2 separate regions of the Homo sapiens genome follow, and region 1 is linked to region 2. A link is an interaction called in ENCODE POLR2A ChIA-PET data of the cell type or tissue named here. Cell type or tissue: A673. All regions are shown on one strand. Links, peaks and the distances in the headings refer to the core of each region. The heading gives the core; the rest is flanking DNA. Region 1 has its middle 45 kb from the start of SPTBN1. Region 2 overlaps RTN4 (reticulon 4).

Evidence for each region. Peaks named below come from ENCODE experiments on the same cell type or tissue, not always from the same donor. Only the 100,000 strongest peaks of a DNase experiment are listed, where the experiment ranks them.
Region 1: POLR2A ChIA-PET joins it to region 2 with 20 read pairs; 1 of 35 experiments calls an interaction of 5 or more read pairs at or near these places.

Annotation. Positions count from the first base shown.
Region 1 is chr2:54,403,026-54,419,470 of GRCh38, reverse strand. No RefSeq gene overlaps it. Among named protein-coding and RNA genes, the nearest start is that of SPTBN1, 45 kb to the left of the region's middle. In A673, for the core only: no CTCF peak of the experiment used is centred there; a DNase peak (open chromatin) is centred at 9,450; H3K27ac peaks cover 365 bases.
Region 2 is chr2:54,994,929-55,009,926 of GRCh38, reverse strand. All of the region lies in intron 3 of RTN4 (reticulon 4), which reads left to right. Among named protein-coding and RNA genes, the nearest start is that of RTN4, 48 kb to the left of the region's middle. RefSeq lists an enhancer at 14,130-14,309. In A673, for the core only: no CTCF peak of the experiment used is centred there; no DNase peak of the experiment used is centred there; H3K4me3 peaks cover 465 bases; H3K27ac peaks cover 974 bases.

The DNA of each region.
Region 1 (16,445 bases), core at 7,076-12,075, 600 kb after region 2:
TGAATTCTGCTTCTAGCTGTCGACAAGTCAAAAATCTCTTTGTGTTTCAGTCCCTCTACTAAATGGGGCAGGCCTACCCATATTAGCTGTCTAATGTTAAGTGTAATTTTCTTTTCTTTATTTTTTTTCTTTATTTCTTTAAAAAAAAAAAAGGGATACACGTGCAGAACGTGCAGGTTTGTTACATAGGTATACGTGTGCCATGGTGGTTTGCTGCACCTATGGACCTCTAAGTTCCCTCCCCTCACCCCCCACCCAACAGGCCCTGGTGTGTGTTATTCCCCTCCCTGTGTCCATATGTTCTCAATGTTCAACTCCCACTTATGAGTGAGAACATATAGTGTTTGGTTTCCTGTTCCTGTGTTAGTTTGCTGAGGATGATGGCTTCCAGCTTCATCCACGTCCCTGCAAAGGACATGATCTCATTCCTTCTTATGCGTGCATAGTATTCCATGGTGTATATGTACCACATTTTCTTCATCCAGTCTATCACTGATGGGCATTTAGGTTGGTTCCATGTTATTAAGTGTAATTTTCAAAAGGGTAAAATCATCTCTCTCAGGAAAATAGAATATGAATACCTGTCAAAGAATGTATTTATTGAGGTGAACGTTAAGATGTTAAAACTGATTCAAAAAGCATTTGAGATTATGTGTGTGTAAAATTTAATTTAAAAATATTATAAGATTGATGAGTTAAAACTGGTTGGTGTCCAACAGGACAGTAAACTAATCTTTGTGCTTATTGGCTCTATTGCACAGAAACTATTTGCATCTTTACCAGACAAAAATTTTTAAGTTAACCTCTGCACCTATGGAGTGTAAAGTCAGTAGAAAATTAAGCTCAATACTGCACTGAAAGAAGACCCAATAATCAGTAATATTTTCTGCCTATTTTCAAATGTCAGATAATTTTTCTGACATATATGTGTTTTTTATATATATATAAATAATAGTGGTTAACATTTCTTGAACACGACTATGTGCTGGGCAACACTTAACATGTTCTATCTCTTTGGATACTCATTACAACCCTATGGGGTAGGCATTTTTATTATCCCCATCTTACAGGAGAGAAGACTGAGGCTCTTCTTAACCAGCCTAAGGTCGCAGAGCTAAGCGGCAAGAGTGGTGATTAAACTGAGGTCTGACTCTAAAATCTTTGTTTCAGTTCCTAAGTTATTAATACTATTATTATTATTATTATTATTATTATTAGAGGTCAAAAGGAATCAAGAATGTGAAAGTGCTTTAAAGACTGCAAATATACTATAAGTTGCAAGGCGCTCTTGTTAAATCTAGATCACTACTAAAGAGTAAGGCAGTGAGAGTTACTGCTGCATCATTGTGGAGGGAGCAGTGTTCATTATGGAAAAGGTCGGCTGTCCTGGAAATGCCTATGAGACTATCTCGACTCTGTTCCCTTGAGCTGAATTGGTTTTACTTAACTCAGACTACTTTTCTCTCTTTTTTTTTTTGGAGGGTGGATTTCATTAAGAGAGTCTCTTGGCCTATTTTTGATTAAATGCATGGAGAGGTATCCACTATGAAACCCTTCCTCGCTTTTCTTTGTGTTTTCTTTTCTCAGCTTAGTAGAGTGAAAAGAACACAGGTCTCCGGGCTAGACAGGCCTGAGGCTGAATTTCAGCATCATGATTGACTAATGTTAATACTTGGAGCAAATCACTTAGCCCAGCTTATCTTAAAACCTGCCCAACTGCACCAAAATCACTTGAGGGAGAACATAATGTTCATTCAGAAGCAGGGAAGGGGAATCATTTCCTTGTTGGTAAAAGAACAATATTATTATCTACCTTCAAAGTATTTTGAGAATTGACATCTAGTAGGACATCAGAAATGTTAGTTCTAGCCTGGGCAACATAACAAGATCTCTATCAAAAATTTAAAGAAATAAAAAATTAGCCAGGCATGGTGGCACATACCTGTTGTCCCAGCTACTCTGGAGGATGAGGCAGGAGGATTGCTCGGGCCTGGGAGGCTGTGAGCTGTGATCATGCCACTGCAGTTCAGCCTGGGTGACAGAGAAAGACCCTGTCTCAAAAGAAAAAAAAAAGAAGAAAAAAGAGAAATGTTAGTTCTGTTCTTCCCATCTTCTTTCTTTGTTATTTATTTATTTATTTATAATTTTTTCTCCAGTCTGTAGAACCTGTGAACTTCCCATCTTCTTTCTAAAGAAGTCTTACTAATTTGCCATTCGTCTCTCCTCCTGGCCCCTCCTACTTCTGTTTCCTTTCCTCTATTCCCCTCCTTTCCCATCTCCTTCCCATCTTTTTTTCTCCTCTTATCCCCTCCATTTCCCTCCCCTCCCTCCTTGGATCCCCACTTCTCTTCCTGTGCCCCCAACTCTTCTCCCCTTCCTTCCCTTCTGTGCTTTCTCATCTCCTCTTGTCCCTTTCCCTTTCCCTCCCTTTTCTTTCTCTTCCCTCAAGGATCCTGAGACCAGAATCTCCTAAATAGTGAGACCTTATTTTCACCTTACTAATGTAGAGAAACTATGGACTGAAATCTGGAAGGACCTGCTGTGACCTCTTTCTATTCCAACTCTCACTTCATCCATGAGAGGACTGAGAACCAAGGAGGTTAAACCCAAACCCAGATACCCTGACTTCTGGTCAGTGCTCCTCCTAATACATCACCAAGTCCCCTCTGTGTCTATTCTATCAACGCGACGTGATGGCTCCTCCCCATCTTCACTTAGCAGTTTATCAGGAGGCTGGGAAATACAGAGAGATGAATCATTGCTGTAGTTTGTTCCTGAAGAGTGAGGTAAGGTCTTGTAACTTCTGAGGCTACCAGAGAGAATGCACCACGGCACATAAAACAAAAAGGTCAAATGTCACCATCAAATGTGCAGTGTCCTCCCTAGCTGGTCAGGAAAAGGAGGCCTATACAAATGGCAAGGAAAATAATCTGTGGTCATTTCCACAGAGAACCACAGCTTTTACACTTCCGCTTAATGTCCCTGGAAAAAGAACAAAACAGCGTCCTGCAGGAGATAAGTCTGGTGAGGAAAACAGATAATAAGCTTGGTGAAAGCAGCCAGAGACCCAGCCACCACACAATGCCTCCTCCAAGTTCCTTAGTGGAAAAATTAAAGGCAGCACCAGACTTCCTTTGCGTGCATTAGCAGAGGAAGAGGTGCTTCCTGGTCCTGCCCCACTCTCTCCTCACACCGGTTCCACCGGTCCTGTGGTCTTGGCTCTAAATGTCAGGGAGGGAAGCTGGAAGTGGGTGCTAAGGTGGTACTCACCTCAGGAAGGGAGGGACTAAATTAGAAGGGTTGGGTCTCACAGAGTGAGCTACGTGTTCTGTAAGGCAGATTCCTTAGTTTTGCATGACAGTGTTGAATTCCCATTTGTATGTCTGAACTTTTAATAGAGTGGTGTTTACTGGCCTTCCGTCTGTTGCACTCTGGGGAGGGCTAGTGTCCCTATGCGGGGCCAGGGCATTAGAGAGGGCATGGCCCCTGCTTACTCAGGCTCAGGAGGACAGCAGGGATTAGGGCAGAGAAGGGGAAGAAGAGGCAGTTCTCTAGAGACAAGAGGTAGGTTGGTAGTTGTCAAGGGCTGGAAGGAATGGGGAATGACTGGTAATGGATTTCTTTTTGGGTTGATGAAAATATTCTGGAATTAGATGGAGGTGATAGTTTCACAACTTCATGAATATATTAAAACCACTGACTTGTGTGCTTTCAATGTGTGAATTTTATGGTGTGTTAATTACATTTAAATAAAAGAAATGTGATGATAACAAAGAAGGAATGGTGAATTTTGGAGCAATGCTAAGTGCTGTCAGGACCAGCTGCTCTCCCCCAGGTATCCTGCCTGCATTTCATAAACATTTTTAAGTGTCATATATTTTCATAATTTTCATTCTTGTAGTGGAATTATGGTCCACTGTGTACCACAATTCACAAAGAGATATCTCCAAGTTGGTCATTTAGGAATGTTTCTTTTTTTGCTGTTATAGGTGTCAAACAAGGGCAATAGAGCTCTGTTTTCACTCTGCCGCAAATCTTGGTTTTTCACAAACCTTCTCTGGAATTTATATTCCCACACTACTGTGAATATATAGTTAAATTGTTTGCTATTTTAATTCTTGGTGCCTTTTTCCCCATAGTTTTACATGGTCTCCTTCATAATCTTTTCTCAACTCTGCCAGCTCTCTGCTTACCTACCTCACCCACCTCATCATGAAAATCAAGCTCTTCTGACCTCATCTATGTTTCCACTGCTGGACTTACAGCACTGTTTTGTAATGTATTTACCCACCTGGCTCCTTTGCCAGACTGTGAGCCCCCTGAGGTCACACACAGTGTCTTATTAATTTCTGACTCCCTGTTGCCTTTGCTTGGCAGAAGGAAGGTGTAAAATATATGTTAATTGGATTTAATTGAATTGCTGAGGCTCTGAAGAACAGTGTGGAGTCTGTCCCTTTGCTTCGGTTGAATTACTATCCTTAGTGCCAATTACAAGAACTGGAATTGCTGGGCCAAAGGGCATGGATGTTTCTCCATGCTTGCCATATTGCTTTCTCAAAAGTGGTACTAATTTGTAGTGCCACCTGAAATGGATGAGTGCGCCAATAGCGCTGTCACCTTGCCAACCCATCATTTTTCAAAATGCTAGTTTAGTAGGTATCAAATGATATTTCAAGGTTGCTTTAATTTGCATTTCTTTGATTACTCCTAGGGCTGAACATTTTCTCAGGTGTTTATTTACTGTTTCTGTTTCTCCTTGGGGGAATTGCTTGTTCATAGTCTTTGCCCATTTATCAAAATGATGAAATACAGCTAATACATTTGAATAAGCTCCTTGTATATTTTATTTATGATCCTATAGTCTATCGTATTTGATATATATTTTTCATATTTTATATTTTGTTTTCTTCTGTTTTTGCTTTTTTACATTGTACAGAAGTTTAAAATGTATACATGTGTGTACCTATCTCTTTCTTTACAATTCCTTATAAAATTTCAAGAAAAAGTTCTTCCTCACAGATGTGCTAAATATTTTATTCAATGTTCTGTTCTTTTTTTCAACATAAAAAGTTAACTTAATCCACCTAGAGTATATTAAGTACTTAGTTACTTTTAAAATTGCTATCACAAATTCCAAAACCTCTTATCAAATAAAACTTGTATCAGTTATATTATTTGATAGCAAGTAACAAAATCCAACTAACAGTGGCTTAAACAAAAAGGGGCTTTTTCTTCTCACTTTATAGGAAGTCGCAGTTGGTAGGGTTGGCAGCATTTTGGTGTCTCTGTGATGTGGGTCCTGGAGACTGGAATGCTCTGGGCCCTTCTCTCATGCTACCTCCTCATGATTCCAAGATGGCTGCTGAGCCTCTATATTCAAAGCAGGAAGGAAGGGCAGTAAGAGCCACGTCAGTTCTTTTAATCAGGAAAACAAACATTTTCTTCCAAACCTACCAGCAGACTTTCTCTTATGTCTTTATTTTTATTTATTTATTTATTTTTTGAGACAGAGTCTTACTCTGTCGCCCAGGCTAGAGTGCAGTGGCGAGATCTCAGCTCACCATAACCTCCGACTCCCAGGTTGAACTAATTCTCCTGCCTCAGTCTCCCGATTAGTTGGGATTACAGGCACGTACCACCACACCCAGATAATTTTTTTTTTGTATTTTTAGTGGAGACGGGGTTTCACCATGTTGGCCGGGCTGGTCTCGAACTCCTGACCTCAGGTGATCCACCTGTCTTGGCCTCCCAAAGTGCTGGGATTACAGGCATGAGCCACCGTGCCCAGGCCTCTTATGTCTTATTAGTCAGAACTGTGTCATAAGGTCACACCTAGCGCAATGGTGGCTGGGAAAGTATTTCATATTTCTCTTTCTATAGAAAAAACAGCAGGAGAGAAGGCGTTTGGGAAAGGCCATTTAGTCAGACAACTAGGCGTGTCTGTACACACTTTCCTTCCCTCCTGCTGTTTTCAAAAGCTATTTTTGATAGATATATTTTAAGTGTGTACATATATTTAATTATTTATAGTTAAACTTTATTTCACAAAAATGCTACTGTAAATTATTAGGCCTTTTTAGTCTCTTCATTTGGTTCCATTAATCTATGATCTAGTTAGTGCATTATTTTAATTCTTATTTTATTATATAGCAAGTTTTAATGGCTGATATTGGTAGAAACTTTTCTGTGTCTTTTTTATACTCCCTGTTGATGGTATTCTTATTATTTTCATACATACATTTTAGGATAATTTTGTGAAATTAAAAATACTTATTAGGTTTTAGGCTGGGCACAGTGGCTCACGCCTGTAATCCCAGCACTTTGGGAGGCCAAGGCTGGCAGATCACTTGAGGTCAGGAGTTCAAGACCAGCTTGGCCAACATGGCAAAACCCCATCTCTACTAAAAATACAAAAATTAGCTGGGCCTGGTGGCACATGCCTGTAATCCCAGCTACTGGCTGAGGCAGGAGAATTGCTTGAACCCAGGAGGTGGAGGTTGCAGTGAGCCTAGATCATGCCATTGCACTCCAGCTTGGGAGATAAGAGCAAAACTCCATTAAAAAAAAATACTTACTAGGCTTTAGATCAGAATAGTATTAAATCTATAAATTCAATTTAATTCAAATTTAATTCTATTGGTCATATAGACATTTTAGTGTTATTAAGTCTTTTTATCTTGGAATTGGCTCTATTTCTCCACTTACTTGAATCATCTTTTAAATGTTCTAACAAAGTTTTGAAGGTTTTCTTTTTAAAAGTCACATCACATAGTTCCTAGCCATTTTAAGTTTGGAAATCTGGCCAGGCATGGTGGCTCACACCCGGAATCCCAGCACTTTGAGAGGTCTAGGTGGGCGGATCGCCCGAGGTGAGGAGTTCGAGACTAGTCTGGCCAACATGGTGAAACCTGTTTCTACTAAAAATACAAAAATTAACTGGGCACGTGGCATGTGCCTGTAATCCCAGCTACTCGGGAGGCTGAGGCAGGAGAATCACTCAAACCTGGGAGGCAGAGGTTGCAGTGAGCCGAGATCACACAACTGCACTCCAGCCTGGAGTGACAGAGTGAGACTCCATCTCAAATAATAATAATAATTAAAAATTAAGTTTGGAAATTTGTGATATGGTGTGTGTGACTATAAATCAGATATCTTTTCTTGTTGTATTATCTAGCTGGTAATTAAGGGTATGTAGGACTTGTCCTGTATTTTATGATTTTCTTGAAAATCAAACTGCCTCATTTAAATGGACAACTTCTTTAAGTTGTAGATCTGAGACTTGCCTACGCCCTTCTCAAGGTTATTGGCCACTTGTTGATCAGATCTCACCTTCTGTATCAGTTAGGTTGGATTTGATTGCAAGTAACAGTCAGCTGAAGCTCTACTGCCTTAGATAAGAAAGGCTCACATTACCAGGGTTGGTTTAGCAGCTCTACCAGGTCAGGAAGAGTTCAGTTTCTCTTCAGCTTCTTACTCTGCTGGGCAGCATAGCCTTCCTGCTGAGGCTGGTGGTCCACGTGGTGATCAGATGGTGAGCGGTAGTGACGCCGGCACTCTTGTTTATTTGTGTTCTTTGAAAGAAATTGTTTCTTTCCTAGACTGCCCCTTCCCCCATGCTGCCTCCCCCTTTCCCACAAACATCTCTTTCAGTCTCATTGCCCAGATTAGGTCCTTACTCACCCCTGACCCAATAAGTATGGCTAGGGGTATGAAATGATACCATTTAGCTTAGGCTTGTGCTAAGAGCCACGGCATTGCCTCTCCCCAAAGCAGGTAGGCGTCATGTAGAAGGTATGCATATCCCCTACTCCTGCCTCCACCACCAAATTGGAATAGTTACCAAGAGTTGAACAATGGATGTTGAGGAGGCAACTATACTCCCTAGCATAGTTTAGATATCACTTTTTCCAGGACACCTGCCCTGCTGCCCTATGTCCAGATTTGAAGTCTTTCCTTGTGTCTTTTCAGCACAGTAGGACTGCCTGTTTGCTTATGGAACAAGAAGAAAAAATAGTTTCTTTATAATTCGGTGGTCATCTTCTAAGGAGGGGGTATCTGGCTAATGGGAGGACCCTTTTAAGAGTTCAGATGTAAGGCTGAAGTGGTCTGGCATACAGAGGGGAGAGTCATAGTGTGAAAGGGACGATCCTGGGCCAGCAGCCTCTACCTGGGCTGAGAGACTGAGGGTAGAGTAGGGTGGGGTGAGGAGTTTAAGGATTGAGGTGATGCAGAGGACAAAGATGCTTACGGGGAGAGGAGAGCTATGTGTTGTGGAGTGTAAACTCTGTACCTCCTGAGGTTTTCCCTATGCATTCTTCAGTGAAATAGCTTTTCTTATTTGCCTAATATGAGTGGATTTATTTTAAAAGGTTTGCATTCAAAGTGTCAGGGCAAGAATGGGGGCCAGGCTGGGCACAGTGGCTCACTTCTGTAATCCTAGCAGTTTGGGAGGCCAAGGCGGGTGGATCACCTGAGGTCAGAAGTTTGAGACCAGCCTGACTAACATGGATAAACCCCGTCTCTACTAAAAATACGAAAAAAAATTAGCTGGGTGTGGTGGCGCATGCGTAATCCCAGCTACTCGGGAGGCTGAGGCAGGAGAATAGCTTGAATCCGGGAGGCGGAGGTTGCGGTGAGCTGAGATCGCACCATTGCACTCTAGCCTGGGCAACAAGAGAGAAATTCCGTCTCAAAAAAAAAAAAAAAAAAAAAAGAATGGGGGCTGACCTTGGAACGTGATGACATTTGGGTTTCACCTGCCTGTACCCCTCCTTAGACTCTAAATCTCATGAAAGCAGGGACCAGGTCTGTCTTTTTCACCTTTGCCTAGCTCAGTGCCTAGTACACAGGAACTTGGTGAGTATTTGTCGAGTGAATGAATAAATGAATGAACAAGCTTGGTAAAGTCAGAGAAACCTTTGTCACATCCCAAGTCTGCTACATTCTCACGTGTGGAATGAGGAAAATGATAATGACCTTGTAATCTTATCGTGAGATGTAAGTATAATTTAATAAATAAATTTAATTTATTTATAAATTAAATAAACCACAACTATGATTATTAGCTCTTCCCACATTTTACCAACGAAGCTACAAATACTAATAATCACACCACGAACATTTAGTGAACATTTCCTTTGAGCAAGATGCTTTGCCCTTTGCTAAGCACGTCACAATAATTACTTCCTTTAATTTTAATCCTCCCAACCATCCTGTAATTATCCAGATGTCAGCTGTTCCTTTAGGACATACCACATACCCAGCATCCAACAACATCTATCATTAATCAAAGGCACCAAAATCGAGATAGGGAAGGAAGGAAACTTTTTCTGGCCTGTTTCTTGCTCCCCCATTCTCTGGACGTGCACAGCTCAGTTGATCTAGTAAGACTGGATAGAGTGTGACTAGCAATTTACACTTAAGAGCTACCCCAGAGCAAAATGTGATGGATTCTCGGTTGTTGTAGCAACGGAGATCACATGACCTTAGAGAAGGCAGAGGCGGAGCCTGTGGTCACTAGTGATGGGAAGAGTCGAGGGTGGATTTGTGAGCACCAGGAATCAGTGGGCTTTGTTTTCTGGCAGGGTCTATTCCTGGAACAGCTGAAAATACTGAAGGCTAAATTCAGACTCTTGGATGAGACTCAAAGATTGACTGATGAGAAGCAGAAGAGAGAAAGGGGCTTTGTTCCTGTTTGTATAGGTCCCCTGTGCATATCTAATATTTGGGGACGTTAGTTTTGTATTTCTAGAATAGGAATAATAATATCTGATCTCTCATTTCTCATGCAGTATTTAGGAGTTTAATGAAGTGATTCAGAATTTCTCTATGAAAAAATGCTATAGAGACAAAAATTATTTCAGTAAATATATATATATATATAAAGCTCCATATGTACTCTGACACACTGAAGGAAAGGTAATACTGACTCATTTAAGGTTAATTTCTTCATGAGTTACAGGTCTGCGTTGTGCACTGAGATCTCCACAATAATACATTTATAGTTCTATATGCATGTATAATATAAATAAATGTATACTTAAAATCGTGGATGCTCTTAGAGGCAGAATCACATGCTTGTTGCTGTTCTTGGATTTCTGTCTTTTCAAAAAATATCAAAGGATCAATCTGATAATATTGTAACACAATCGAATTAAGTTGTCATTTGCTTTACAAGTCAAAGGGATTGCTCAAACCTTAAAGCAACTGGTAAAGAAAGTAACAAGAAAAACTGACTTTGAGGACTTCAAACCCTCTAGATTAGAATGACTTCATTGTATAGACATGTTTTAATCAAAAGCAGTAGAGGATTTTAATCAAAAGTGATAATGGGCCATGCCTGTAATCCCAGCACTTTGTGAGGCAGAGGTGGGAGGATTGCTTGAGCCCAGGAGTTCAAGACAAGCCTGGGCAACAAAGTGAGACCCTGTCTCAACAAAAAATAAAAAAATTAGCTGGGCATGCTGGTGCACGCCTGTGATCCCAACTACACAGGAGGCTGATGCAGGAGGATTGCTTGAGCCCAGGAGGTCAAGGCTGCAGTGAGCTATGTTCATGCCACTGCATCCCAGCCTGGGAGACAGAGTGAGATCCTGTCTGGAAGAAAAAAAAAAGTGATAATGGTTGTTATTAAGTTTTGGTGGTTAAAAGGAATAAGCTTCAGTCATCTGAAAAAAGTCCCTTGTCATGGAATGCTCAATTCTCCAATTGTGAGCTCTACTATAACTAATTTTAAAGGACTCAGCACTGGGACACCCATGCTCTAGTCTGAGTCCCTCCACTAATGTGGTAGCTAACCTTCAGAAAGTCATCTAATATTGCTGGATCTCTGTTATCTGCCAACTGAAGAGAATGGAGTAATTAACTTCTACAGTCCTTTCAGCTGTAAGATGCTGTGATTACTTTCAATCATTTCCAGAAAACTTAGTGCTTATCTTTGGAACACTGCTAAGCAACAGCCTGAAATGAGAGCTAAAAATGAAGCAAGACTCAATACTGTCGAGTTACAATTATAGCTAACGCCGCCAACATCTACACTACACTGGACCCTGTTCCTTACACTTTGCATTTATTATCCATTTAATCTGAAAAGCAACCTCAGGCATGCCCAAGTACAATAACCTACATCTCAAACAAGGAATGACAACAAATTTTGGGATTTCCAGGTACCAGCCAATGGATCCTTATTTACATAAAGACAAATCTATCCTGTCGATGTCATTTTGGAATAGTACAGGGAGAGACAATTGCTGGGTTTGCTTTTTCATGGCTTTTTATCTACTTGAGGCATTTGAGAGTTTAGCAAGCTCCAGAGCATAATTACAGATCAATTCTTAGTCTTTATCTTACTAGACTTTTCAGCAGCATTTGACATAGTTAATTGAAGCAATTCTTGAAACAATTTCCTTGCGGGGCTTCCGGGACCCCAAACTCGTCTGATTCTCTTCCCATCTCTCCAGCCACTGCTACTTATTAGTGACCTTTGCTGAACTCTCCTCACCTCCCCAACCTCTGCTTGTTGAAGAGCCTTTTCTCTTCTCCACCTACACTGACTGCCTTGGTGATCTCATCCAGGCTTGTGGCTTTATATGTTGGTGATTCTAAAATTAAACCTCCCCTCCAGGTCTCTGCTCTGAACTCTGTAGGGGCCAAAAAAAAAAAAAAATTCCCCTTCACTCCCTGAAGGTTTGCTGAAAAATCAACTGATAAAAGGCAGATTAATAGGATAAATGGCTATAAATTTATTAATGTGCATGGGAGAGAACCACAGAGTAATTACTCCTGAACCTCCTATGGGATTCAGAAGCTTATATACCATCTTGAGGTTTACAGAAAGAATAGGGGCTTGGACCATGTATTTTGGGTGAAATATTTTGGTTTTCTTCAACTCCAAACAAATATAGTCAACTGCCAACTCAACATCTTCACTTGGGTATCTAATCTCAAACTTAAGATATGCGAACTTTTGATTTTCTCCTCCAAACCTCCTCCTCCTCCAGCATTCTAAAATATGGTAAAAGGCATTACTGATTCACAACCTAGCCGTTCAGGCCAAAAACCTAGGATTCATGGTGGCTGCCTCCTGTTCTCTTTCATGCTGTCTCCTGTTCTCTTTCATGCCACACTTAATCTATCAGCAAATTCTGTCATCTCTATGTTTAAAAATGATTCAGAATCTGACTATTGTTCACCAGTTCCATTGCCTCCATCTTAGTCCAAACCTCTAGCATTCCTCACTTAGGCTATTACAGCAACTTCCAATTGGTCTCTTAGCTTTCACTCTTGCTTCCTACACAACATCCCTCCTCCCAACAAATCTCTTCTCCAAACAGCAACTTGTGATTCCTTTAAAGGGTAAATTGATCTGGCACAATGGCTCATACCTGTAATCCTAGCACTTTGGGAGGTTGAGGTGAGAGGATCACTTGAGATCAGGAGTTTGAGACCAGCCTGATCAACATGGTGAAATCCTGTCTGTACTAAAAATACAAAAATTAGCCGGGCATGGCGGTGGGTGCCTGTAATCCCAGCTACTCGGGACGCTGAGGCGGGAGAATCGCTTGAACCCAGGAGATGGAGGTTGCAGTGAGCTGAGATCGCACCACTGCACTCCAGCCTGGGCAACAGACTGACAGAGCGAGACCGTGTCTCAAAAATAAATAAATAAATACATAAAGTGTAAGTCATTGCTAACCCAACTACATTTGCTCATACGGAGAACGTAACAATCCCTAGTTCTTAGCATGGCCTGTGAGATCCTGTGGGAACTGGCTCCCTTCCTTCCTTCCTTCCTTCCTTCCTTCCTTCCTTCCTTCCTTCCTTCCTTCCCTAATTTTTGTATTTTTAGTAGAGACAGGGTTTTACCATGTTGGCCAGGCTGGTCTCGAACTCCTAACCTCAAGTGATCCACCCACCTCGACCTCCCAAAGTGCTGGGATTACAGGCGTGAACCACCGTGCCCGGCCCCTTTTTATTTCTTTATAACAAGTAACCTTCCTCTCTGGTTAGGGACTTTTGTCTTTTTTCTTTAATGCTGCTTCCCAGTGCTTACAGCAGTACTTGGCACATGAGAGGTGCTTGATAAATATTTGTGAAAGGAATGAATAAATCAATATTATAATGACAAAGCCATGTTGTAGAATGTGTGTAGATAATTTACTCCAGATTAATAAGAACAGCAAGGAAATGCCTTTGCAGCAATCAAAGAAACAATCTGTTCTTCCCTGGGCCTTTTAATGGTCTGGTCTGTCTCCTGCCTTGCTTCAGGAGCACACAGGAACCCTCGCCCACTCGGATGTGCTGTTCCTTGCTCTGGTCTCCGTGGACATCCTGAGCCTTGGCCTTACCTCCCTGGATTCCTGCTCGGCTCCCTGGCTCTCCATGTTTGGGTGACCTGCCTGGACCCTCCTCTTCAGCTTACACACCTATACCACAGTTCAGCTCATTAACAGAAAAATAGCAAATGCTATTAGGTAATGAGTATAATGCAGCATTTGCATTATACTCATTACCTAAGTAGCATTTGCATTATAGTCATTACCTAAGCAGCATTTGCATTATACTCATTACTTAAGTAATCCAATTCATTTTCCTATTAGAAAAAAACAAGGAGGAAAATAAAAATCAGCCCAAATCTCTTTTACATATACCCTTCAAAGATAATAACTATAGCATTTTGGTTTAACTTAGCTTTAGGTAAGAAACTATCTTGCCCCAGCTATGGTCCTATAAGATTCACCCTGGCTGGACTAGTTACCTGGTCTTCCCACCAGGAAAAAGGAAAAGGTCAGAAATAAAATATAAAGTAACATTTTATAGTTGATGAATCAGAAAAAAAGTCATCTAAAATATCATGTTGGTGAGGTTCTGATTAAATTTGCAAAAGTGTGTATATATATAATATATGTAAGTTATTATATATGTATAAAATATATATTATATATATGTTGCTAGTAAAATTTTAAACTACAACAGTCATTATGGTTGTGTGAGAGTATAACACTTTATGTTATAAAAATATTTATAACCTTTTTTGCCCTTAAAATAATCTACTAGCTGAAAAGCTTTCCACACACAAAGGTAATATTATAGTATAATCTATTTTAGCCAAAAAATGGAGAATCACCTATGGGTTCAATAACAGTGAAACGGCTAAGTAAACTGTGACATTAAAATCTCCATGAAAAATTATTTTTCTTTAAAATTATAATTATGGACAACAGAAAAAATGATTATGATGTAGTATTAAATGGAAAAGAATACAAAATTAGATTACTAATAGATAAAATATTTATGAATATGGACTATGGACAGTGAATGGAAGATAATACAAACACAAAAAATCATTGCAATGGGATGAAATTATGGGTGTTTTTTTTCAAAGTACTATTTGAGTATATTTACTGTTATTATTGTTTTTATATATTGTTTTATTACAAAAGGAAACAGACAACAAATAAAAATATGCAATTGCTGATCTCTGAAAGCTTATCCTCTTGCAGGCAATGTTTGTGGCCTACTTAGCAAGTGTTCCCAGCTCCCTTCCTTTTTCTACAGAAAGGTTGAAGATGCCATAGTAAATTTCCCAGCCCTGTTTGCAGCCAGTGGTTGCCATGTGATATGTTCCTGGCCAGTGAAATTCAAAGGGAAGTCTGTTGGAATGCTGCTGCAAAAATGTTTCTTCACTAAATAAGTGAGACCCATGAAGAGAATCCATTTTGTCTTTGTCTTTTTGCTCTACCTTTTTTTCTTCTATAGATAGAGAAGGTGGTCTCACTATGTTGCTCAGGCTGGTCTTGAACTCCTGGCCTCAAGCAATTCTCCCATCTCAGCCTCCCAAAGTGCTGCGATTACAGGCCTGAGCCACCATGCCCAACCTTGCTCTGCCTTTTTGCTTATGAGGATTGCTTCTGAGAGCTGTAACAATCATCTTGCAACATCACCAACTCTTTGGGGAAGGCAGGGTGGAATGATAGAAAGAAATCTAGTACTTTATGACATCACCGAGTCATTAAACAACCTCAAGGACAGACTGCCTCAAGACTTCTTGATAGCTAAACACACAAAAAAAGCTCTTGTGGTTAGAACCCTTTGATAGGTTTTTCTGTTACTTGCAGCTTAATGCATTTTAATTGATAAAATAAGAATCATTGACACACGGAGTTAGGCAAGCGTACAGAAACCACAAAGCAACAGGAAACATTATAATAAATATACAGATTAATTTAAAAGAATGTTATACTTTTATAGAAGGAAGTGAAAAACAGATAACCCAGTTTGTGGTTACTTGTTGCAAAGTTCCCTAGATCTGTTAATGTTTCTTAGTAAAAAAAAATAGTATTTAATATTTCTCATTAAAATAAAGCAAAAATCCAGACACCTTCTTTGGCTCGTAATCTTCTTTGGCTGATAAACATTTGTTTGTGTGTCTCAGGAAGCAGCCAATTAGGGTATGATATGGTAGTTGTTTTTCTCTTTCCCCACATCCTCTGACTTTCTTTCATTAACATAGAATACTACTAAATTATGTAAGATAGAGCTCTCTGGGATTTAAGGATGCACTACCTTGGTGGTGAGAATGTGATTTCTTTATCGACTTAGTATTGGGAGTCTCTTCAATTCAGCCTCTGTCTCTACTCACTACAAATCTGGTTTTGAAGACGATAACGAGTTATTGAATTTGCTGAGAAGGGAATTGATTGCTTACAAGCTGGAGAAGTTGGTGACAAAATAGCTTGTTATAAATGGACTCTTTATTAGAGACACAATTCTCGCTTATCCTGTTTTTTCCAAATGGTGGATGATGTAGCAAATCAGCTGACTCTTAGGTTAAAAAAGAAAGCCAGGAGAATGGGCTCTGTGGTTACTATTGATGAAAAGGTGAGTCTAGTATACACAGTGAGAGTAGAAATTAAATAGCAAGTGAGTGGTAAGAGTGAAGGAAGAGGTTCTGCTCCACACTGTGAATAGATGATGACAAGATGGAGTGAAATGTCTGCAGCATGTTTCATTCCTGTGACTACCAGAGTTGGCTGGCTGGGGTTTGTGGGGAGAGAGAGGGTAAGCAGCCTCCTTCATTCGTTACTGCTTTAGGAAGGGCTCCCCTGAAGCTGCTTGGGGAAGCAAGGTTGTTAGCAGTTCAGGTGGCAAGTATCTGTAAGTAACAGAAAACCCATCTCAGAGTGTCTTATACAAATATCTTTCTACTTTGTTTCTGTTGTCCTACATGACAAGGAATCCCAAAAGTAGGCTGATGTTCATTCACCTCAGCTGAGCGAAGTGTCACCAGGCATCTAGTCTCTTTCTACATATCTGCTGCACCATTCTTAATTAGCCAGTTTTTGCCTTCATCTTTGACTTCTCCTGATTGTAAGATTGCCATAACTCCATCATTTCCAATCCAAGGCAGGAAGAAGGGAGTGTGAAGGGAGGACACTACTGTCTTT
Region 2 (14,998 bases), core at 61-5,060:
GGTTGTATACCAGAAAATGTCATGCTGTTCTGTTTCACTGGCATTCGGTTTAGTCTTTTCAGTCCTGCCGTTTAGGTTCTGTTCTCTAATCTTGCACATTGTAAACAATATAGATCTAACAGATTTCATTTGTTCGTCACTTGGATGTGGTAAATACACATTGCTGTTTTTGTGTTTCACAGTGACATATTTTCCGTGACTATTTTAAAAAACCTTACTTGGTGTAGTTGAAATTCTGTGCAAAGGTTTGTAGGTAGCAAGATATTGTGTTTGCAGTAAGCCTCTTCTTTGAAAATCTGATTTGAACCTTTAAAATTATTACCAACTTTCTTTTAATCAGATTATGTGCATCTTGAAATCATTCAAATTACACAGTATAATTACGCAGTAATTTTAAATGCATGTCTATATTTAAGTCACTAACCTTTGTCCTTGTAATAACCAATCAGTGATTTTGATCCCTTTTCCTCCCCCTTGAAAGCCCAGATCCTTTCAAATCTCAGTGGATCATTGTGTAAGAATTTAAGCCTGTAAATGGTAAAATGTTGACTAGAATATTTAAAGAATATTTTATTATGTAGATGGTTAAATCTACCTTTTTTTCTTTAAAAGAAAGTGGTAGGCTGTATATCTGACCACTTATAATAAATTACCTTTAAATTATTAGAGCTATTTTTAAGTAGTCCAAAATAGACATTCTACGTAAGCAATTTTTTTCCTGGCTACATTCAAGTTTTATAATTAAAAAAAATTATTTCCTTCTAGCAGGATTGGCAACAATATTTCTAAAAGTATGTAGAGCTAATTACAGTAACTTTTACAATGTCTTTTTAAAAATTTGTTCAATAAAGATGTGGGGAAAAGGTGAATTTAAGATTGAGACCATATTGAGACATTGGTAAGATTTTATGGTTGCAACTTAAAAAATAATAGAAAACAATACAGCTTTGGGTTTTGCCTTTAGGATTTCTTTACATGTGAATTTAAAGAGAAGGATTTTTATTTCTTCATCCTGTTAGCCGTTGACGTTACAGATTGATGAATTGATATATGGTAGCTTTTGCTAAGTGAAAATGATACAAATGATAATAATACAATAAATACAGGCCTTAAAAGTAGGTGAAAAGTCGTATCAGGGCTCATTCTGCAACTATTAAGGTTCTTTATTAATAACTTAAGTCTTAAATCATTAAATAACATCTTAAGTTCTTTATTTGTTGAAGTAATTTAAAGGTATTATGAGACAGGAGAAATTAAGTTCCAATGTAGTTCATATTTTTTCCAGAGATTTGTTTGATTATTTTTAGGTACTCAAATGTAAAATTGAATTTACTCCTGAATATCTCTGGGGAGCCTCACTTTGTAAGTGGAATGGCCTAATATTTTTTAGTACCTGTCTGGCTGTTTTGGTCGGTAAGATTAACTTTGCCTGTTTTTCTGAGTCAGTGGTTAAATTATATTTTAGTATTTTCTCTATCAGCAGACAATTTTATTATTACAGAGTAATATTTAAGATTACAGAGTAAGGTTTAAGTTGGAAATCACTGAGAAGTTGGAAGCTGTCATGGAATGAGTTTTTCCTCATCTAAAAAAAAAATAGTTTGACAGCAGAGAAGGAGCCTAATCTAGGGTCTAGGTAAATTTAAAAAATATACTTAGGCATTTTTCTACTGCATTCTCCCCCTGACCACCAGTATAGCATAGTGACAGATTTGAGAGATGCTCTGATTTCAGTGTTCTTTAAAAGGTGGTGTGTGTGTGTGTGTGTGTGTGTGTGTGTGTGTTTGCTTGCCGATTAACTGGTATTTAAGATACTCGATCTTTCAGGCTGAAAGCATTAATAATTTGCATTCTTTTATATATTCTTCATATTTTCTGTTTAGGATACTTATGACAAATGACATTTACATAGTATTCGATTACTGGGGTTATATGGAAAATTTTGATTAAGGTAGTCAAAAGATTTTTAGGAGCTTAAAATAGGAAGGAATGGGTAGGCCTAGGGATTTGGATGGGGTAGGAGAATGATATAACCACTAAAAAGCTATAGTTGAGACAGTAAATAACTTTCTGGGTAGAACAGAATATTTAGGACAGGAGTTGAAAGATAAGATTGGTGTGGTCAAGGAATGTAGAAAATTTAGATGAACTAGATTAGGTTTCCTCATACTTCTCTGTAGATGAGAATCATCTAGTGCTTCTTAAAAATGCAGATTCCTTGGGTCGTGACCTACCAAATCAGATTTTGTAGGGCCTGGCAATCTGCATATTAAGCATCCTGGTGTAATTCATATTGTTGGGCAAATTCGGGAAACAGTGATCTAGGGTTTAAGCCTTGGTTCTGGTATATTTTGATTTTGGCTAGAATAAGAAACTTACCTTTTTGGTTTTAATTTCCTCATTTGCGTGCTGCCCAGGGTTCCAGTTGAGAGGTTCTCTGGTTTTATGGAAGAGATACCCTGGGCCAGACCGCAGAAGACATTGAGTTTTGGATTTGATTGTAAAAGAAATAAAAAGGATTTGGAAGTTTTAAAGTAGGGAATGGTAAATGATAGCAGTTGGTTTAGGGTGCTGCATAAGATCAACTGGGGGAGAATAACCTATAGCCACACCAGTTAGGATGACTGTAGTTGTGCCCAGATTTAAAGTAGATAGGCTTGAATTTGGCCTGAAATAGGAAGGAAGAAGAAGCGGCAGATTTGAGAAATTCAAGGAAGGAATACTTGGCATTTGGTATAGATTTGCAGGACAAGGATGAGGTGTAAAGACTCAAGGGGCAACATGAAGTTTGAATTAGAGTGAAATATTGGCAATGACAGTCCTTTAGTATTAGTAGAAATAGAGCTAAAATAGAAAAGATGCCAAGTTGAGTTTCAGACGCTTTGAATTTGAAGTGATGATAGAACATCTCGGAAGCTCAGATAAATGACAGGTTTAATGATAAAGAATTGGGAGTCAAATGCAGAGTGAGGCAGGTGAATACTATGTGAGGAGATTTGCACTGAAAGAACTATTAAGAAAGAAAAGCCTAAAACCTGCGTTATGGAGGTCTGCGGCTTTAGGGAAAATGAGGAGGTTCTAGAGCAGTAAAAGAAGCAGGATAGTGTAACTGATACTAAGGGGGGAAAGAATTTTCAAGAAGGAATGGGCAATTAAATACTTAGAGAAGCTGGTTAATATGAGTGAGAAATGGATGTGAATCTTGTTAAATTTTAAAAGTAGGTGCAACACTGTTCTTTATTGTTACAGTACTCTTTGGATTTGTCAGTTAATGTGCCAGAGGTAATCTTTGAGAGAAGTTTCTGTAGGATAGGGAAAGAAATGTTCCTAGCATTAAAACTCAATATAATTATATCTCAAGACAAACTAGTTTTGGACCATTTCTGCAGCATACTTCCGTGTAGAGATTCTTTTAGGGCTCTCTGATCTTTACTTATGATAAGCTACTTTCATTTTTTGAAAGCCTTGAATAAAGCTCATACTGACATTTTGGTAGAGAGTAGCAGGGGTCTTGCTGTTTGAAATGCCTTACTCGGGAAGGCCAAAAAATGCCCAACAAGGGAACTTTGGCATTAATTAATTATGGGGCCTACTGATTGGAACGACTCTCCTTTCAGTTCTAAACTTTGTTAAAACCGAATATTTAGGCATTCATTAGATACATTTTCTAGATCTTGGGTTAGTAGTGCAGCACTACATAGGTATGTGTTATAGAGAATTTAGAAGGTAAGTAGAAGAGTAAAACTCACATCGCATAGAGAATAGTTTTGGGGTATCTTTTTAACAGGGTAATGTGTGTTGGGAGGGTTTTGTGGTATATTTTATTCTGTAGTCTTTTTCCTCCATTAAGTATTTATTTTTTAAATACTGTACGCTATTTTAATGACTACAATATTTTAATTCCATCTAGTTAAATCAGGTTATTGCTAAAGTTTGCAAGTACAGGTTGAACATCCCTAATCTGAAAATCTAAAAGCCAAAATGCTCCAAAGTCTGAAACATTTTGAGCGCTGATGTGATACCACAAGTAGAAAATTCCACACATAAATACTTAACACAATCTTTGTTTCATGCACAGAATTATGTAAAATATTGCATAAAATTACTTCCAGCCTATGGGTATAACATGTAGATGAAACAGAATGAATTTCATGTTTAGACTTGGGCCTCACTCCCAAGATACCTCATTACGTATATGCAAGTATTCCAAAATATTTCCAAATATTCCAACATATTCTAGTCCCACATATTACAGTAATACTCAACCTGTAAAAACAATGCTAAAATGATTATAACTGAACATAAGTCTTTGTTTCTATTTGTGATTATTTCCAAATTTCTGGGTTATGTTATTTAGGCTTTGGGCGCCTTTTACAAAACTGCTTTCCAGAAAGATTGTACAAATTGTTATTTTCATCAGTGAATGTGAGTGTCTATCATGGATCTGTGGCTAAGGTTAAATAGTATGTATTCCTTTCTTACAGTTTTTACTCTAAGATAGCTATTTCGTCAGTGTTAACTCATTAAATTACTTGATAAGAACCAGCTTTATATTGTAAGATGTGTAAGCAGTGGGAGCAATGGTGGAAATAGCCTTTCTATTTTATTTACCCAAGTCTGTGTACTCCTCATCCTTACCAGGGCCCCTAACTGATCTTTCCACTAAATTATGTGTGTCACAGCGAAATTAAAATTACTCTTCCAAAGTGCAACTCTAATCATGGCACTTAAGGGATTTTCCTTTACTTACTTTTCAAATGAAGTTTCTTCTGTCTATCCTGGATGTTTGAAAGGCATTCCATGGCCTAGCCCCAACCTTTATAATTTCGTCTGTCATTACTCCCTGTCGCTAGCCACACTGAAGGACTCGTTTTCTAAACATACCTGTTCTTTGCCTTTGCTTGTGTTTTTCTCTCCACCTTGAAGGCCCTTTCTTCCCATTTCATTTTGCTGAAGTAGTCCTTATCAAAGGCCCGGTTCTCCTTGAGGTGTTCACTAAGCCTCCCTGGGGAGGTAGTTCAGTGTTCCTCACTCCCATCTCTCGGTTTTCATTTTGTACTTTTTTTTCCCCCCTAAGGGAAGGGCATGAGGGGTTTCATTTTGTACTTTCTATTACAATTATTTATACATAAATATCTTGGCTCTTTTTCCAGCCTCCAAATTTTTTTGAAGGCCAAAAACAGTGATGGCTTCATCACTGGGTCTTCTGATTGACTTGGTGCAGCTTGTCAATGAAGGAAAAGGCTGAGAACTCCATTGTTCAGCCAGGTTTACTTCTGGCCTTAAACCCACATAAATTTTTGGAAAATTTTAAAATATGATTTCAAGTGGGAGCAATTAGAAAAAGGATTCCCCCACTTTTCCCCTTCTTAAAGGAACAATTCAGCAACTGAAGGAACTTCTGTAGATTCAGAATTTTTAGAGTATTCCTGCAGATAAGGCATTCTGTTAATCATTTATTCCAACTTTCCTGTTTTACTGACAAGGAAACCAAGAAAACGAGAGATTTAAATATTTGTCAGGCCCACACAGGACCATGCCACAGGTCCATGGTGGCATGAAGCCTTTGTTTTTATTTTATAATTTATATTTGCACTTGAATAACCAAAGATTGAAAAGTATATAAGCTAAAACGGCCCATGTTTTGATATTTTATTTGTGCATAGTCTACTTGTGGCATGTTATTGAATGTCGTATACTTCTTTCGTATTGTCCTCACTGCAATAAAAAAGGCAGGCAGTTGTCTGTCACACTAATCATGGAAGAAGGTAGGTGTGGTTAGTCATTTAGTACAGGTATTGTCAAAAGGTTAAACCTAGTGGGAGTTCTCTGGGCCAGGAGAATAATTTCTTTTCATCTTTCAGGATTGGATTACATGCTGGGATGTAGGCAGAATATCTAGGCAGAGAATAGAATTCTTAAATTTGTTCTCCGGTTGTCCCCTAAGTTCCCTTTTTATGTACAGCCATCTCAGTATCTGCAGGAGATTATTTCCAGCCCTCCACCCCGCGTCCCCCTACACCATGGATACCAAAATCCACAGATGCCCACGTCTCTTATATAAAATGGTGCAGTATTTTCGTAAAACCTACGCACATCTTGTTGAGATCATCTCTGAGTTACTTTTTACAATGTAGGTAGTTGTTATATTGTTCAGGGAATAATGACAGGAAAAAAGTCTGTACTTGCTTAGTTACAGATGCAGTCATCATAGGTCTAGCTACATTTTTCCATCCACAGTTAGTTGAATCCGCAGATGTGGAACCTGCAGACATAGAGGGCTGACTGTATTCACTTGGTCCCATCTCTTGCTAGAATTTGGGCTAAGGGATGATGTTTAATTTAGGCAATACTTTTCTTTGCATCCTTGGAGCAGTGATCTGACACCACATTTATACTTATTTATCTGCTCTATCATGAATAAGGCTGACATATTACTGAGTGTGTGTGTATTTTTTTTAATCTGCTTCATGGCTTTCAAGTTTGTTTGATTCAGCTGCCCCTTAGGCATTGGACGTATTATAGACACTAAAATATTTTGTGTCGTCTTTCTTCAAATACTATATCACTACCATATTCTATATAACATTTTCTTATGAAGCTCAAAGCAATTTAAAAACTGAAAAATTACCAAATTATCAAATATTAATGATTATTTGTACTGTTCATTGATTCGATGAACATTTATATTGTGTGTACAACAGTTATATAAGGTTATGGAAGAAGAAATATAACTGATTTACTTACTAGTGAGGTTCATTCTGTGTTTTGAACTAGTAATTTGCTTTGAGCTCTTCCCCTCCCCCAACTCCAGTATATTAAGCTTCAAGTTTCTAGAGTTACGGGACAGTATGTTTTCCATTTAGTTTTTGTTAGTAGAAAATAGGGTTTTGAGCAGTAACCTCAGGTTTCTAAGACTTGGTGCCTACTTATTTTAAGCTTTAGATGGGCCAACAAGAAGGAAAATTTAAACTATAGTAAATTATACATTGAACCAGTTTATTTTCTAATTTTAGGTTTCTATTTATGCAGGTCTTGATCAATTCTAGTAACTTAATAACCACATGCTTATCAACATGTATCAGAAATACAGACTTGTCATAGGAGAAGTTCTCATTTTAACATTCTTTACAATTGAAAAATCGTTAAAGTGAGTGCAGGTAGGGAGAGTCATGTATATCCAACATACTTAAAGAGAAGATATTTAGCTTTACCTTAGAGAAAATGAAATTAAAGGTAGGATTATTCTGTAAAGAGAAAATTATCATGGTTTAGGAAAACTAGGAGTGCAAAATTAGAACTGTTTTCTGCCCTTTTTTGCTTGTTTTCTCCTAGTAAAGCTGGAAAGAGTGTAGGATTAAGGGAAATATTGAAAACCACATGAACTAATGAAGTAAACTGGTGAATTTAATTATAAATGAAGCATGTATGGTGTTATTGAACTTCACTTTTCTCTTAGAGAAATTCGTGTTATCCTTAGAAGATGGCAAACAGCCATAGGTAGTTTTTATGTTCCTGCAACATATTTGAGGCATTTTCTACTTGAAATATAGGAAAAAAAGACCACTGGCTGGGCCTTGTAGCTCACGCCTGTAATCCTAGCACTTTGGGAGGCCACAGTGGGAGGACTGCTTGAGCCCAGGAGTTTGAGACCAGTCTGGGCAACATAGGGAGGCCCTGCCTCTACAAAATTTTAAAAAATTAGCTTGGTGTGGTGGTGCACGCCTATGGTCCCAGCTACTTGGGAGGCTGAGGTGGCAGGATTGCTTGAGCCCAGGAGGTCGAGGCTGCAGTGAGCTATGATGATGCCACTCTGCTCCAGCCTGGGTGACAGAGGGAGACACTGTCTTAAATAAATAAATAAATAAATAAATAAAATAAGATTTGATTGACTTTATCTTGGCACATAAAAACCAATAACTATGAAAATAAATTTATTTTAGTTCATTCTTAACATAATTTAGTTTATAATCACAGCCGTGCATAAGGTTTTAGAATACATAGAGGATGAATCAGGTTTTTGGGATTTAGGGGAATGTAATTTTTGCCACAAAATTGTATACTAGCACAAAATGGCTTCTTTTGCTTTATGGTTGAATTTCACAGTGGGTCATATATAATGTCCCTTTACAAAAAATGTTCAGTGGTTTAAAAATGTACTTTCCTGGGGGCTCTTCCTAATCTTTTGAAGTGAGAGGCTCCGTTTTGAAGTGCCTGTTGGACTGTCAGTGTTTTTTGGAGCAATTCTCCAGCATCACTCACAACATTAACTTTGTGGAATTTCATGTTAATAGGAAGATTTGCAATTTTGCACTGTTGATTTGGGTGGTTTTATCTGACAAGACATTTAGGTAATGAGTGAGGCTGGATGGTGAATTTAAACAGTAAGGGATATTTATGAGCTTGGATTAATTTTGAAGATTACTTAGTGGATGTTTTCTTATTTATGAAAATTTTCTTTCCTATGCAACTTCATAACTGCAGGGACCATTTAACAATACTAAACTTGGGTAAGAGAATCTTGTACTCCTCAAATAGTGTTGGTTACTAGAGAGCTAGAGACGCATATTTTTTAAATCACAAACCATCTTTTAGTTCATGTTATGTGGGGAAAGGAGTATGTGTGTGAAAACACACTCGGTGTTTACAACGATTTTAATTGTAAAGGCCGTTTGTTCTCAGTAATAATAATAAGGTTCTATCCTGGGTGTAGGATTGGTTTTTTAATAAAATGAATAGTAAACATTGACTTAACTTCACATCTTTATGTTTGGCTTCTGTTTCCTGGAGATTTTCTAGAAATGGTATTTTCGTTGCTTTATATGCTGTGTTTGTCAAGTTTATTGCTTATTTAAAAATTTTAATATCATTCTTAAATTCACCAATGTCTTTTTTATCTATTTTTATAGTTCATATGTAATTACATAGATTGTTATTTATAGTATAAATTTATTTTTAAGGTGAGAACAATTCAGATTGCTTCTAGAAAACAATTTAAACAAAACATGGTTTATTCCTATTATTGAATCTCTTAATGAAATTTATTGGTCTCACCTATAACTCTACTCGTAGTGTTAGTAAATTGTGTCTCCTGTCTCAATTATTTAAACTAAGGTAGAAATAGCATTTGGTATTCTCAAGTAGCATAAAAAGAAACTTGAGTATTAATATAGTCTTTTAAATACAAAAGGTATAATAGAGTGAGACCTTCATGGTCAGACTTGAATTTCAGTTTGTAACCCTACACAATTTATTTAACAATATGTTTACATTACAAATGTACAAATACATTTGCATCACATATGTAATGCAGATAATACTTTTTAGAGTTGTTATGGATTCGAGGTAATGTATACAATGTACTCAGCACAGTGCCTTGCTCAGACTGGGAGATTACAAAATTATTGTAGAAAGGGGAAGTATAGAAATTTTGCTGATTGTTTATTAGTGCTATTTGTTTGTCATGTAAAGTGTTATTTTCTTAGGTGTGGTGGTTCAAATTCGCCAAAGCACTGTAACGTTATCAAAGTAAGACAGGAAAGATTTAGTGGAAGAGACAAGGACCTGAAATTTTGCACGTATCTGTTTAAAAACTCTAGTTAAAGGAAGAGGAGATAGCCAAGACAGATGCTGGCTTGCCAGGTATTTGGTTGAGATACTTTTGTAGCAGTAACAGGTACCCATCAGGCTGAGACTTGCTAATTGAAACCTCTTTACATATACTTTCAGAGAAAGTTGAATTCACCTTTTTTAAAAAATCAGGGCTTAGCTAAGCATTACATATAATATTTGATTGCCTTTCTTGACCTTATCTCTTGAGCTTTAGTACCAGTGTGTTCAGTTTACCAAGCATTTCCATATGTGAAATTTCAATTCAGCTTCAAATAATTTCTTAGGGGTGGGTATTATTTTTCTAATTTTACACACAGGGAAACAGAGATTACATTATCTTCTCAGATCATATTGATACTAACCTGAAGGAAGAAATAGGACTCAAAAGAAATAGGACTTAAGGTCCTCTTAATGTCTTTGTGAAGAGAGCTAAACTCTGCACAGATCCTTTTTGTGGACCTTCGCCTGTCAGTTTTTTGACAGGTGAATGCTTACTGTGTTGAGACAAAAGCTTACTATTACGTAGTACTAAATGTTCAATTCTGAATTCTAATTACTTTTCCTGGCATTTGGGAAGAATTTGATTAAGGGTTGTGATTCTTAATAAATATATAATTACTTATTATTATAAACATGGTTGTGAAAAACAACTGAAATTTTAATACCGTTCTAATATTTATATATTCATTTGTTTATTTCCTATTTAACTGCCATTCTCATTCCTCACCTGGCATTATTAAAGAGAACTTAATATTTGCTTTTGCTTCAAAAGTAGGTATTTTTCTGCCAGCCATTCCCTGTCCTAGTATTTTTAGGAACAGCCAGTTTAACTCCCCACTGCCCCGCCTTCCCAGACAAAAGCTTTTTAAAATTGAAACCTGACTTCGGGCTGTTCAAAGAAGAATGTAAGAATTTGATTTGAGGCAAAATGTAATTGGATGACTTCTGCACGTAAGGCATGCACAATGCAGGCTGACACTATTTTTAGCTATGGCAGATGACAGTTTGTGATTACCAAATGTAGGCAGCTCTTCTTACTGTGCATTGAGCCAGAAGTTTTTATTTTAAAGAAAAGATTTAAGTGTACTGAGTTATTTTGAATTAAAATTTTATTTTGATAAAGATGCTATTACACACAGTCATTTTTCACATTTTTATCTTGGAGACAAACGGCAAGGACTGCAGGGCATAAATTACTTTTTTCTAAACTACAAGGGTTTGTTAAAATTGATGAACATTATTTTTAGCAATTCATAAGCATTCCCCCAAAGTTGTAAATGGAAAAGTACTGCTAAATTCATCTCAGATCTTTGAAAGGATGTTTAATGAACATTTTGTATGAGTAAGGTTGAGGCCACAGAATAGGGTTACCTTGTATGATTAACCCTTTATTCTGCAGTATAGAAGGAGACTTGAGGAACCAAGAAAAGTTAAACTTTCCCTGTATAAACTCTTTGTCTTAATTTTGGTTTTTCAAAAATAAGGAACCACTAAAGTGATTACTGAGGAATCCAAAATTAGCATTTTGGTGATCCTGTAGTTCTTATTGAAAGGTGTCCTTTATTTTAATTTGAAAATGAATTTAAATGTTTCTGTTCTAAAAATAATCTGGCCGCTATTCAGACAGTGCAGCAAGCATTAATGATGTAGGTAATGGGAATATAAAGATGAAAGGCATTTATCAGTTTTCCAGGGTCTAGTAAGGGGAGACAAGCCTGCAAAACAGTGTTTTCTTTTTTATAAATTACCTGAAAGCATTATTTGTTATTTAATAAATGTAGACATCTGAAAATAGTGTAAATAAAATAAATGTTAAGTCTAAAGCGTAGAAACATTTTTTAAATAAATCAATTAGAATTAGTGACCTGTCATAAGGTATTCATTCATTCTAATCAGTCAACAGTAATATTGAAAATTTAGTTGTTTTTGGCTTTCTGCTCAGCTCTGGGGATAAAGTTAGGTAGTAAGACATACATGTTCTTTTATGGAGTTTACAACCTAGTAGAGAAGTATGTTGAAATGACTATTTTTTTAAAGTTTTAAATCTATTTCCAGGACATTTTCTTCACCCCCCTCCCAAAAAAAGCCCCCCACACCCTCTAGCAGTCACTCCTCTTCCCTTTTTCCCCAGCCCCTGACAATCACTTATCTACTTTCTGTCTCTACAGAATTCATAACTTGCATATTCAAGGCACTTCATATAAACAGAATCATAAAATATATGGCCTTTTGTGACTGGCTTCTTTCACTTAGCATATGTTTTCAAGATTCATCTGGGTTGTAACATGTATCAGTACAGTAGTTTCCCCCTTATTCTTGAGGGGTAAGACTCTAAGACCCCTAGCGTATGCCCTAGAAACTGCAGATAGGACTGAACCCTATATATACTGTTTATTCCTATCTATACATAACTATGATAAAGTTAAATTTATAAATTAGTTACAGTAAGAAATTAACAACTTTAACAATGAAAGAGAATCATGGTAACAGTATACTAAAGTTAAATGAATGTGGTGTCTTTCTCAAAATATCTCATTGTACTATACTCACCTAATTTTTAACTGTGGTTGACTGCAGGAAACTCTAACCAGGGAAAGGGAAAATGCAGGTAAGGGAGGACTACTGCACTTCATTTCGTTTTATGGCCTAATAATATTCTGTTATATGGATATACCTTTTTTTAAAACAATCCATTCATCACTTGATAGACATTTGGGTTGTCTGTCTCCTCTTTTTGGCTATCATGAATAATGCTGCTATGAACATTTGTGTGTTAAGTTTTTGTGTTTTCTAGTTTCTTGGGTGAAAATTCCTAGGAGTGGAATTGCCAGGTAATAAGATAACTCTGTATTTAATTTTCTGAGGAACTGCCAAATTGTTTTTCACAGTGGCTGAATTTTACATTCCCATCAGCAATCTATGAGGCTTCTAATCTTCATCACTTTTTGTTAACACTTTTTATTGCTCATCTTTTTGATTATAGCCATCCTAGGGGGTATGAAGTGGTATCTCATTGTGGTTTTGGTTTGCATTTTTATAATGACTAAATGATGTTGAGTATTTTTTCATGTGCTTATTGGCCATTTGTGTACCTTCTTTGGAGAAATGTCTATTCAAATCTGTTGTCTATTTTAAATTGTTTTTTACTGTTGTAAAAGTTTTTCAATATATTCTGAGTACAAGTCTCTTATCAGAGAATTGGTTTGCAAGTGTTTTCTCTCGTTCTGTGTGGTATCTTTCCACTTTATTTGTGGTGAAAGTTTTTAATTTTAATGAAGTCCAATTTATCTTTTTTCTTCTTTTGTTGTTTCTGCTTTTGGTGTTATATGTAAGAAACAATTGCCTAATCCAAAGTCATGAAAATTTACACTTATTTTTTTCTTAAAGAGTTTTCTGGCTAGGTGCTGTGACTGATGCTTACAATCCCAGCACTTTGGGAGGCTGAGGCAGGAGGATTGTTTGAGCCCAGGAAGCTGAGGCTGCCTGCTTTTGCACCACTCCACTCCAGCATGGGTGACAGAGTGAGACCTTGTCTCAGCGACAATAACAACAACAAAAAGATAAGAAACAAAGATAAAAGAGTTTTCTAGTTTAAGCTCTTAACTTTGAGTCTTTCGGCCGTTATGAGTTAACTTTTATGTGTGATATGAAGTAGAAGAATCCAACGTCATTTGTTTTGCAGTTGGATATCCAGTTGTCCTAGCACCATTTGTTTAAAAGACTGTTTTTTTCTTATTGAGTTGCCTTGGCACCCTTGTGAAAGTCAGTTGACCATAAATGTAATGGTTTATTTCTGGGTTATCAGTTGTATTCCACTAATCTACCTGTTTGTCCTTGTGTAACTACTCTACTGTCTTGATTACTATATCTTTTTAGGAAGTTTTGATATAGGGAGGTTCGAGTCCTCCAACCTTTGTTGTACTTTTTCAAGTTTTTCTTGATTTTTTGGATCCCTTATATTTCCATATGAATTTTGCAATTGGCATGTCAATTTTCGCTAAAAGACAGCTGGGATTTTGATAGTGTTTGTATTTTAGATCAATTTGAGGAGTGTTACTGTCTTAATGTCTTTCAATTCATGAACAGGAGTCTTTCCAATTATTTAAGTCATCTTTAATTTCTTTCGACAGTGTGTTATGTATAGTTCATATGTCTTGAAATTCTTTTCGCTGTATTCCTAAGTATCTTATTTTTTCTATGCTATTACAAATGGAATTATTTAATTCATTTTCAGATTGTTTATTGCTAGTGTATAGAAATACAATTTTTGTATATTGATATTGTGTCCTACAGCCTTGCTGGACTCTCATTCATTATTTCTAGTAGCTTTTTGTGGATTCCTTAGAATTTTTAAAATACATACAACAGACCCTCATATCATTGTTTTGTTCAGTGTTGTTTCGTTATAATGTGCATGAGGAAGAGAAAAAAAAACAATTCCTTGCTGGGGCCACTGTCTGTATGGGATTTGTATGTTCTCCCCATGTCTGCATGGGGTTTTCTCTGGGTACTCTGTGGTTTCTTCCCACATTCTAAAGATGTACACATTAGGTTCACTGGTGTGTATCAGTTGTCTCATAATGAGTGTGGGGGTGTGTGTATGAGTGTGCCCTGTGATGGAATGGTGTCCTGTCCAGGGTTGGTTCCTGCCTTGCACCCTGAGATGTCAGGATAGGCTCTGGCCACCCGTGACCCAGAACTGGAATAAGCAGCTTAGAAAATGAATGAACGAATGAATGAATGAATACAGATTATTATAAAATAAAAACCCATAAAGTATATAATAATCATGCAAATGCACAACAATAAATGATGCAGTATGAAGGCACTTAGAGATCCCTCCATATTTGTTGTTTCTGAACTGTGTGGTGGTGGTAGGAGGTGCTCCTACCACAGTATTTGCTTTGCAGACATTTGTTCCTTGATTTAACCCACCACCACTACAACCACCATCACTGATTCACCAAAAATTGTGTTTTAAAAAATCTTTCTTAAATGTATATATAGCTTACTTTATTTCAGTGTTTAATAGTAGAAGTGTTTTGAGTCTTTATTTAGATTTTTTTTTTTTTTTAGAGATAGGGTCTTTCTGTGTCATGCAGGCTGTAGTGTAGTGATGTGATCTCAGCTTGCTGCAACCTCCGCCTCCTGAGTTCAAGTTATTCTCCTGCCTCAGCCTCCCGAGTAGCTGGGATTACAGGCACCGGCCACCATGCCCAGCTAATTTTTGTATTTTTAGTAGAGATGGGGTTTCACCATGTTGACCAGGCTCAAACTCGTGACCTCAGGTGATCTGCCTGCCTTGGCCTCTGAAAGTGCTGGGATTACAGGCGTGAGCCACTGCGCCCGACCTTTATTTAGAATATGATGATGTTTTTGTGACCAG